3 separate regions of the Homo sapiens genome follow, and regions 2 and 3 are each linked to region 1. A link is a contact called in ENCODE Hi-C or POLR2A ChIA-PET data. All regions are on one chromosome and are shown on one strand. The core of a region is the stretch at or near the end of the contact, and the rest is flanking DNA. Distances in the headings are between cores, read along the strand shown.

Region 1 (2,750 bases), core at 109-2,608:
CTAAATATAGTCAGGGCTCGGGGTGATAAGGAAATGAAAACGGCAAGACTGTAAAGTGACCCAGTTTTATTTTGGTTTTGGAGGCCAGACAGGGCATTGCTCCACGGGTTCGGGCTGTACAACCTTCCCCTCCTTGAGGTGGGAGGCCCAGCAACCACAGGGCCCAGGCAGCGGGGTGGGAGGCTCAGGAGATGGTGGCTCTGGGGACCCGATCCCGAGGAGAGAGGGGGCAGCAGGCAGAGGCCTGCAATGGCTCAGATTGGGGGAAGAGGGCGGCGAGGGGGAGAGGACACGATCCAAGAACCAGAGTCCGAAAGCTGAAGCTGGTCCGGTCTCTTTCACTTTACGGCCGAGGCTGGGGTCAGAGAAGTGAAGCCAAACTGTCCTCCCGCAGGAGGCAAGGCCTGGAGGGACGCCAGGGTCCCAGTCCGGTGCCGGGCCCTGCGCACACAGCCGCCGCCTCCACCCTCGCGGAGGGCGCGCGCGGGGCCCAGTCGCTGGGTGCAGGGTCCGGCGGGCAGTCGGGCCCTTTCTCCTCTCCGGCACGCCGGGCGGGCGCCGGCCGCCCTCAGCAGCTCACGGAGCCGGCGGGCGGCGCGGACCCCAAGTCCGAGAAGCAGTCGAACTCGCTCTGGCCCAGGAAGAGCTCGGGCAGCTCGCGCACGCGGTGCAGCCCGAGCTCCAGCTCCAGCGACGTCAGCGCCTCCTCGTCGATGAGTTCGGCGTCCATGCCGCCCAGGGCGTGCGCGGGCGGCGGCGGGGCTGCGGCGCTTGGCGCCGGCTGCGGGCCCGGGGGGCCTCCCGGAGCGTTGGGGGGCGCGGCCGCGCGGCCGGGGTACGGCGTCGCCACAGGCTGCAGGTGCGCGATGCCCGCGGCCGGCGGAGGCACGGCCGGAAAGGGCTGGAAGGAGGACGGCGGCCCGAAGGCCCCGTACGCCAGGGCCCCGGGTTGGCGGGGCGGCGGCGGCCCCAGCGGAGCCCCCCGCGGCCTCAGCCCACTGTCCAGGCCCGGGCCCGCGTACGGCGGCAGAGTCCGGAGCGCATGAGGGCCATGGGCGGCCGCGGCGGACGGCGGCCTCTGCACCAGGCGGTAGCCCTCGGCGAGCATCAGGTGGTCGGCCATGGCGGCAGGCCGGCTGCCTGCGGGGACAGCGCGCGGTGGTCAGCGCCGGCTCCCCCGGCCCGGGCCAGCGGCTGCTCTGCGGCGGGAGACCCGGGCACCGTGCGGTCCCTGCAGCTCGGCCGGGCGGAGCAAAACCAAACCCGACTGGTGCCCCGGCCCAGCCCACTACTGCGCACCTTGCGGCCGCAGCCTGGGGTCACAAAGGCCCGCAACCTGTAGTGCTCCGAAACCTCCGCGTCGCGTAGCTGGGCTCGGCGTATTCTTATACCCAGAGGCGGGGCTTCCCCGCCCTCGGACGCTCATTGGCTGGGCGAGACGCTTCTGGGCGGGCCGCGCACGCCTGCATCTAGGTCTTGGCCCCGCCCCTCCCACTGGAACCCCGCCCCTTGGGACTCCGGCCACGCCCCAGGCTCTGAGCACCGCCCTGGGGCGGGGTATTTGGCACTTTCGGAGGGATTCGGTCTGGCCCTCAGGGCTTCGGAATCGGACTTGGCTGGGGTAGAGCTTGAACTGACCAGAAGGTGGGGTGGGAGGGCCAGAGTTTTAGGCCCCCCAAGAGCTGCAGGATGTCAGGCCTACGCAACCTTTTAACTTTCCAGGTAGAGACCGAGGCTCAGTGGCGGAAGAGGCTTCCTGGAAATACACAGCAAAGCCTTGATCAAAGTGAGACTGCACAGCTACACAGGGCGCATGCACCTTAGCGGTGCAGGGTCCCCGCAGGAGGTCAGCTGTCCATTCCCATAACCCCCAGGAGAGCCTGTTGCTCCCCCTCTAGTTCCCACTGCACCTTGTCTGTTGAAGCATGTACTTAGTTGTTATTAATTTATGGGCACGTCTCCTGAAGGACTTGTTCATCTTCTTCTTCTCAGCACTTGGCCCAGAGCCTGGCCCAGAGCAGGCTTTTAGTAAAAGCTGAGTGAATGAACTAATGATGGAATGAATTGCAACTCTCAGCTGAGCCTCAGTTTCTTCATCTGTAAAAGGTAAAGAACAGCAGCACTGACCCTTTGTGAGGGGTAAGTGAGGGCATGTGTGCACAGTGCCTAGCACAGTGCCTGGTATGTGGTAGATGCTCAAAAGTGTCCCTTAGATGAAAGAAAGGCTATTTAAGTTCTTTTTTTTTTTTTTTTTGAGACGGAGTCTCGCTCTTTCGCCCAGGCTGGACTGCAGTGGCGCTGTCTTGGCTCACTGCAAGCTCCGCCTCCCGGGTTCACGCCATTCTCCTGCCTCAGTCTCCCGAGTAGCTGGGACTACAGGCGCCCGCTACCACGCCCGGCTAATTTTTTTTGTATTTTTAGTAGAGACGGGGTTTCACCGTGTTAGCCAGGATGGTCTCGATCTGCTGACCTCGTGATCCGCCCGCCTCGGCCTCCCAAAGTGCTGGAATTACAGGCGTGAGCCACCGCGCCCGGCCAAGGCTATTTAAGTTCTGTCCCAAAGGGCCTTCTCTTGATAACAGCAATAATAACTTGGACTTTTAAAGTGCTTTACATTCTACAAGTATTTTGTTGGGGGCAGGGCATGGATTATCAGCCCCATTTCAGTGATAAGGAGAAGCACACAAAGAGAAAGTGGCTGTCCTGAGGTCACAGGCAGCCAGAGTTAGCGTGTGAATGCCATGTGTTTT
Region 2 (2,750 bases), core at 156-2,655, 770 kb before region 1:
TCTTTAAAAATGTGTCAGATCATGTCACTCATCTGCTCAAAAAGTTCCCCATGACACTCTAGCCAAAGTCCCTGCATTAGTCTTACTAGGCCCAATAACTTCTGTACCTGCCCCTCCCTTCCAAACTAAACTCCTAACTTCTTCCCCTTGCTTACTCATTTCCAGCCACGCTGATCTGAATGCTGTCCCTTGAACACACCAGACATACTTCCACATCAGGGCTTTCCCATTTACTGTTCCTTCTACCAGACAGCCAAATGGCAACTGTCCTCATCTACCTCAGTTTTGTACTCAGATGTCACTTTTTCAATGAATTCTTTCCCAACTTTGCTTTATTAAAAGTGCAAGCCCCCACCTCCAGTTTTTATCCTACACCCTACTATATTTTTCTCTGTTGCACATATCACCATTTGATATGTTATGTTTTACTTGTTAATTTCTTTATAATCTGCTTCTCCTACTGGAGAGTAGGTTCCAAAAGAACAAAGAATTTAGTCTGTTTAGTTCCCTACTGTATCCTCAGCACCTAGTAGGTGCTCAATAACTGTGTTAAATGAATATAGGTTGAGCATCCTAATCTGAAAATGGGAAACCCAAAATCTGAAAGTTTTTCAGCGCAGACATGATGCCACAAGTGGAAAATTCCACACCTGACCTCATGTGATGGGTTGCACAAAATTATTTAAAATATTGCATAAAATTACCTTCCAGCTATGTGTATAAGGTGTATATGAAAAATAAATAAATTTCCTGTTTACACTTGGGTCCCACCCCCCAGATCTCTTGTATATATGCAAATATTAAAAAAAAAAAAATCCGAAATGCTTCCCAGTCCCAAGCATTTCAGATAAGGGTTACTCAATTTGTAAATGAACTGTAGGTGCCTAACAAATCTCTGTTCAATGTGTGAAGGAATAAATAAAAGGGTAGATGCGCCAGTCATATAGCCAGCCGCAGCTCACCTAGCCTGACCAAGTGAGAGATGCTGCATCCTGACGCCACTACTGTAAGGATTAATCAAGGACAGCATGTAAAACTTCAACGCCGTGCGCGGCTCTCTCTTTCCTTCCCCTTCTCTCTTTCCAGTGAAGGGGACGGCTCCTTCCCCTTCTCTCTTTCCAATGCAGATCCTTCAAATCCTAAAATGTCGAGGCAGCCGCGTGCTGTGGGACCACGTCCTCGCCCTCTACACCCGCATTTTGCAGATGCGAACCCAGGCTAGGAAGAGAGAGAATCGCCAAACCCTTTTAAATTTCTCACTCACTCACCCATCCCATGCCAGATCACCAACGGCAGCGGCGCCGGCGGGTCCAGATGCTGCAGCGCCCGAGAAGCGCAGGTCCATGGCAGGAGAGCCACAGCCAAGAGCCACAGGCAGCCGGGCGACGCCATCTTCGCTGTGTCACATGACCGCGGGCGCGAGACTCCGGGAACCGCGCTCCGCCCGCCTGGGCGTGGCGCCGCCGGTTGCAGATCGCAACCTGCGCATCCCGAACGGATGCCCAGCCTGATGGGCGTCGGCCCTACCCTGGAGCTTTCAGCGCGACAGGTCCCCCGCCAGACCCCGCTGGCCGAGTGGGGCTCTGCGCTCTCGTAGACCGCCCTCTGCGGTGAATCAAAATAATTGCTAACATATATTCAGTGCTGATCAGATGCTATCAGGCACTATTCTTACAACCTTTAACTAATTCACTCTTCATAACAATGCTGTATGCACTTCTCCCCCTGACAGGTGAGGACACTGAGGCACTGCGAATTGGCACTGAGTAAGGTGCCCAAGGTCACAGAGATAGCAAATTGGTGGTTCCAAAGTCGTTGCTCTTCACCACTGCCCTGTACTGCCTTTGCAAGAAACATGCACAGAGGAAGGAAGAAAGAAGGAGGGACGGTTTCCAGCCAGGACCAATCATGGCAGGGTGTGGGGTTTGTTCTGGATATTGAAGGAGAGGTAGGATTTCAACAAGCAAAGATGAAATTCAGAAGGACTGAGATGAGCTAAGGTAGAGAGGAGAAAGACAACTGTGTTTTCTAGAAATGTCGGGACTTCAAGACGGACGAAAGCATATGTTGGATGCATAAGAGTGAGGGGGAAACCCATGGCCACTAACTGGCCTAATCTCAGCTGGATTATTTCAAGGGTCTCTCATCAACCATTTCCTTTTCCATTCTCTCCTCTTTAATTCATTTTATGCTCTATTGCCACATTCATCCCTCAATCCACCTTCATAATATCAGTTCCCTGCTCAAGTTTTTTTTCAACAAAACATCAAAAAATAGTTTAAATAATTTATAAAGAAATTAGAGTGTATCCACTATACAATGGAATAATATGAGGCCAGTTTTATAAAAAATGAGTATAGGGCCGGGCGCGGTGGCTCACTCCTGTAATCCCAGCACTTTGGGAGGCTGAGGTGGGCAGATCATCTAAGGTAGCGAGTTCGAGACCAGCCTGACCAACATGGAGAAATCCCGTCTCTACTAAAATTACAAAATTAGCCGGGTGTGGTGGCGCATACTTGTAATCCCAGCTACTCAGGAGGCTGAGGCAGGAGAATCTCTTGAACCCGGGAGGCAGAGGTTGCGGTAAGCTGAGATCATACCATTGTACTCCAGCCTGGGCAACAAGAGCAAAACTCTGTCTCAAAAAATAAGAATAAAAAATAAATAAAAAGAGAGTACAGCCCAGGCAGCATAGCAAGACCCCATCTCTACAAAAAAAAAATTTTTTTTTAATTAGCCAGGGGTGGTGG
Region 3 (2,750 bases), core at 1-2,500, 520 kb after region 1:
ACCCGTTTCATCCGCGTGCAGAACGAGGGCACCGGCAAGAGTTCGTGGTGGATGCTGAACCCCGAGGGCGGAAAGACAGGGAAGACCCCGCGGCGCAGGGCCGTGTCCATGGACAACGGGGCCAAGTTCCTGCGCATCAAGGGCAAGGCGAGCAAGAAGAAGCAGCTGCAGGCGCCCGAGCGAAGCCCGGACGACAGCTCCCCGAGTGCGCCCGCCCCGGGGCCGGTGCCTGCCGCAGCCAAGTGGGCCGCCAGCCCCGCCTCGCACGCCAGCGACGACTACGAGGCTTGGGCCGACTTCCGCGGCGGCGGGAGACCCCTGCTCGGGGAGGCGGCCGAGCTGGAGGACGACGAGGCCCTGGAGGCCCTGGCGCCATCATCGCCGCTCATGTACCCAAGCCCCGCCAGCGCGCTGTCGCCGGCGCTGGGCTCGCGCTGTCCGGGTGAGCTGCCCCGCCTGGCCGAGCTGGGAGGCCCGCTGGGCCTGCACGGCGGCGGCGGCGCGGGGCTGCCCGAGGGCCTGCTGGACGGCGCGCAGGACGCGTACGGGCCGCGGGCCCGCGCCCAGGCCCGGCCCGGTGCTGGGTGCGCCGGGGGAGCTGGCGCTGGCGGGCGCAGCCGCCGCCTACCCCGGCAAAGGGGCGGCCCCGTACGCGCCGCCCGCGCCCTCGCGCAGTGCCTTAGCCCACCCCATCAGCCTTATGACGCTGCCCGGCGAGGCGGGCGCCGCGGGCCTGGCACCGCCGGGCCACGCCGCCGCCTTCGGGGGCCCGCCCGGCGGCCTCCTGCTGGACGCTCTGCCGGGGCCCTACGCTGCCGCCGCCGCCGGGCCGCTGGGCGCCGCGCCCGACCGCTTCCCGGCCGACCTGGACCTCGACATGTTCAGCGGGAGCCTCGAGTGCGACGTGGAGTCCATCATCCTCAACGACTTCATGGACAGCGACGAAATGGACTTCAACTTCGATTCGGCCCTGCCTCCGCCGCCGCCGGGCCTGGCCGGGGCCCCGCCCCCCAACCAGAGCTGGGTGCCGGGCTGAGGGCCGCCTCCCGCCTCCGGGCGCCCCGTCCCGTCCCCAGGGGGCCTCTGTCTTCCCATCCTGATTCCCGGGTCCCTGCCCCCGACTCTAGCTCCCCAGGAGGCGGCCCCAGCCCAGCTAGGGACCCCTCTCGGAGGCCGGCCGCCGGGGAAGGGGAGGGAGGGGCCGGGGCACCCCACTGCTCCTGCCCACACTCCTGAGATCCACCCCCTTCTCCTGGGCAGGAAGCCTGGGAGAGGAGGCTGAATTCCAGGCTGGCTGGGAGTAGGGAGGAGCGGGGTGGGCCGCCTGGTGTGGACGGTGGTCGGGGAAGCCAACTAGGAGATGGGCCAGGGAGCGTTTACAAATCTTCAGTTTCATTTGCGGAGGCCTAGCCGTGACCCCGCGCCCACCCCAAACACGGATCTGATTCCCACTTGACACACTTTCCCACTGGTCTTAGTCTCACCCACCCGAAGCCAGCAACCCTCTGCGGAAAACTCACACCTACCTATATCCATCCACCCTGAGCAGCCCTCCACCCCCAAATCGCCCTCCGACGACCGCCACCCCCACAGTTCAGTCTCCCCCTCCCATCCCTGCCGGCCCTCGCTTCTCCCCTCCCCCGTCGGAGTCAGTCCCTCTCTTCAACCGCCCCCACCCCCTAGTACTGGTCTCAGCTTCTGCAGCGGGCCTCAGCCCCGTCCACCCCCAACCCCGACGCCCCTTTCTCCGCGCCAGTTCTGGCCCTTCTCCCATATTTATAAGTGTCCGGCCGGGACGGGCGGTGGGCGCGGCGTCCCCGGCGCGTATCGTAGGCAGTGTACCGTGGCCGTGCCGTCAGAGTGTGCGTGTGCGTGTGTGCCGTGTCGAGGCTGTGTAGAGTGCATTGTACAGCATATTTTCATGAATAAAATTGTTTTAAATATTTCCCGCGCCTTGGGCTAGAGGAAGGGGAGTGGTGGCGGAGGATAATTGACAGGGAACTTGGGGCAGGGGGAGGGTTCATGTGCCTGAGTCACTATTGTGGCTTTTTGTCTGGGTACTCGTCAGCCTTTGCTAAACTAATGCTCCTCTGCCCGGCACATATTGGTTAAGCGCCTACTGAGTCCCCCGTGCTGAAGATGTGCTTCGTCGAGCTCTGCACCTGTTTCTGTGAACATGTGCATGCACGAAGTTTTGGCCCAGGAAAATGCGTCCTAAATAAGCCTCAGAGATTGGGAGAGGATGCACAAATATTTACTGAGAACCTTTAGTGCCAGGCTCTGTGTTGGGCACGATTTTTGTTCCCATTGTACAGATGAGAAAACAAGGTCAGAGAGAGAAAATGACTTGGGAAGGAGGGTAGAGATGGTGAAAAGAGATCCCTTTGAGGTGCACAGACTGCTGTTGGAATCCATTTTCTACAGTTTGCCAGCTGTGTGACCTCGGGCAAATTTTCAGCCTCTGAAGCCTTGTCTTCCTGGACTACACCATGGAATAGTAGCATCCATCTCATGAACTTCTGTCAGGCATGAGGAAAGGTATGGAAAGTGTTCAGCGCAGGTCCTGCACTCGTTCATTCCAGGAAGATTCGGTGAGCACCTGTTAAGTTCTTATACCAAGCATTGGGGCTGCCCTAGAGCCACACGGACACAGTCTCTACTCTTAAGGAACTTAGAGGCTCCTGGGGAGAACAGGCCAGCAAATAGGCGATTATAGATCAAAGCTGTGCTGATCGGAGGAGGAGCTGGGG

Evidence for each region. A loop is a pair of places that touch in the nucleus more often than their neighbours do. ChIA-PET counts read pairs that join two places held with the same protein, here RNA polymerase II (POLR2A). Pooled maps may share reads with other maps.
Region 2: a loop to region 1 is called in a map with no recorded cell type, with 5 times the contacts of the local background. The contact joins the promoter of PPT1 here to the promoter of CITED4 in region 1. A Hi-C loop is called at or near these places in 1 of 37 single-sample maps with no recorded cell type and 6 of 50 pooled maps. POLR2A ChIA-PET finds 5 or more read pairs at or near these places in 1 of 52 experiments (PC-9).
Region 3: a pooled map shows a loop between it and region 1 (2.3-fold over the local background). The contact joins the enhancer-like site here to the promoter of CITED4 in region 1. A Hi-C loop is called at or near these places in 3 of 50 pooled maps. POLR2A ChIA-PET finds 5 or more read pairs at or near these places in 2 of 52 experiments (H1 and activated B cell).

Annotation. Positions count from the first base shown.
Region 1 is chr1:40,861,005-40,863,754 of GRCh38, forward strand. It overlaps CITED4 (Cbp/p300 interacting transactivator with Glu/Asp rich carboxy-terminal domain 4), which reads right to left and starts at 1,359. Exons shown (of 1, transcript NM_133467.3): 1 at 50-1,359. The coding sequence starts at 1,123. The coding sequence ends at 569. It overlaps LOC124904157 (a long non-coding RNA gene), which reads left to right and starts at 1,380. Exons shown (of 3, transcript XR_007066025.1): 1 at 1,380-2,106. RefSeq lists silencers at 1,146-1,225, 1,386-1,585 and an enhancer at 1,686-1,745.
Region 2 is chr1:40,095,847-40,098,596 of GRCh38, forward strand. It overlaps PPT1 (palmitoyl-protein thioesterase 1), which reads right to left and starts at 1,406. Exons shown (of 9, transcript NM_000310.4): 1 at 1,269-1,406. The coding sequence starts at 1,392. RefSeq lists an enhancer at 1,141-1,270.
Region 3 is chr1:41,381,646-41,384,395 of GRCh38, forward strand. It overlaps FOXO6 (forkhead box O6), which reads left to right. Exons shown (of 3, transcript NM_001291281.3): 2 at 1-563; 3 at 565-1,945. The coding sequence ends at 1,036. Among named protein-coding and RNA genes, the nearest start is that of FOXO6-AS1, 7.4 kb to the left of the region's middle. RefSeq lists a silencer at 592-641. Within about 2 kb of position 1,251, at least 26 of the 41 ENCODE cell types and tissues checked have a DNase peak (open chromatin) inside an H3K27ac peak, as active enhancers do.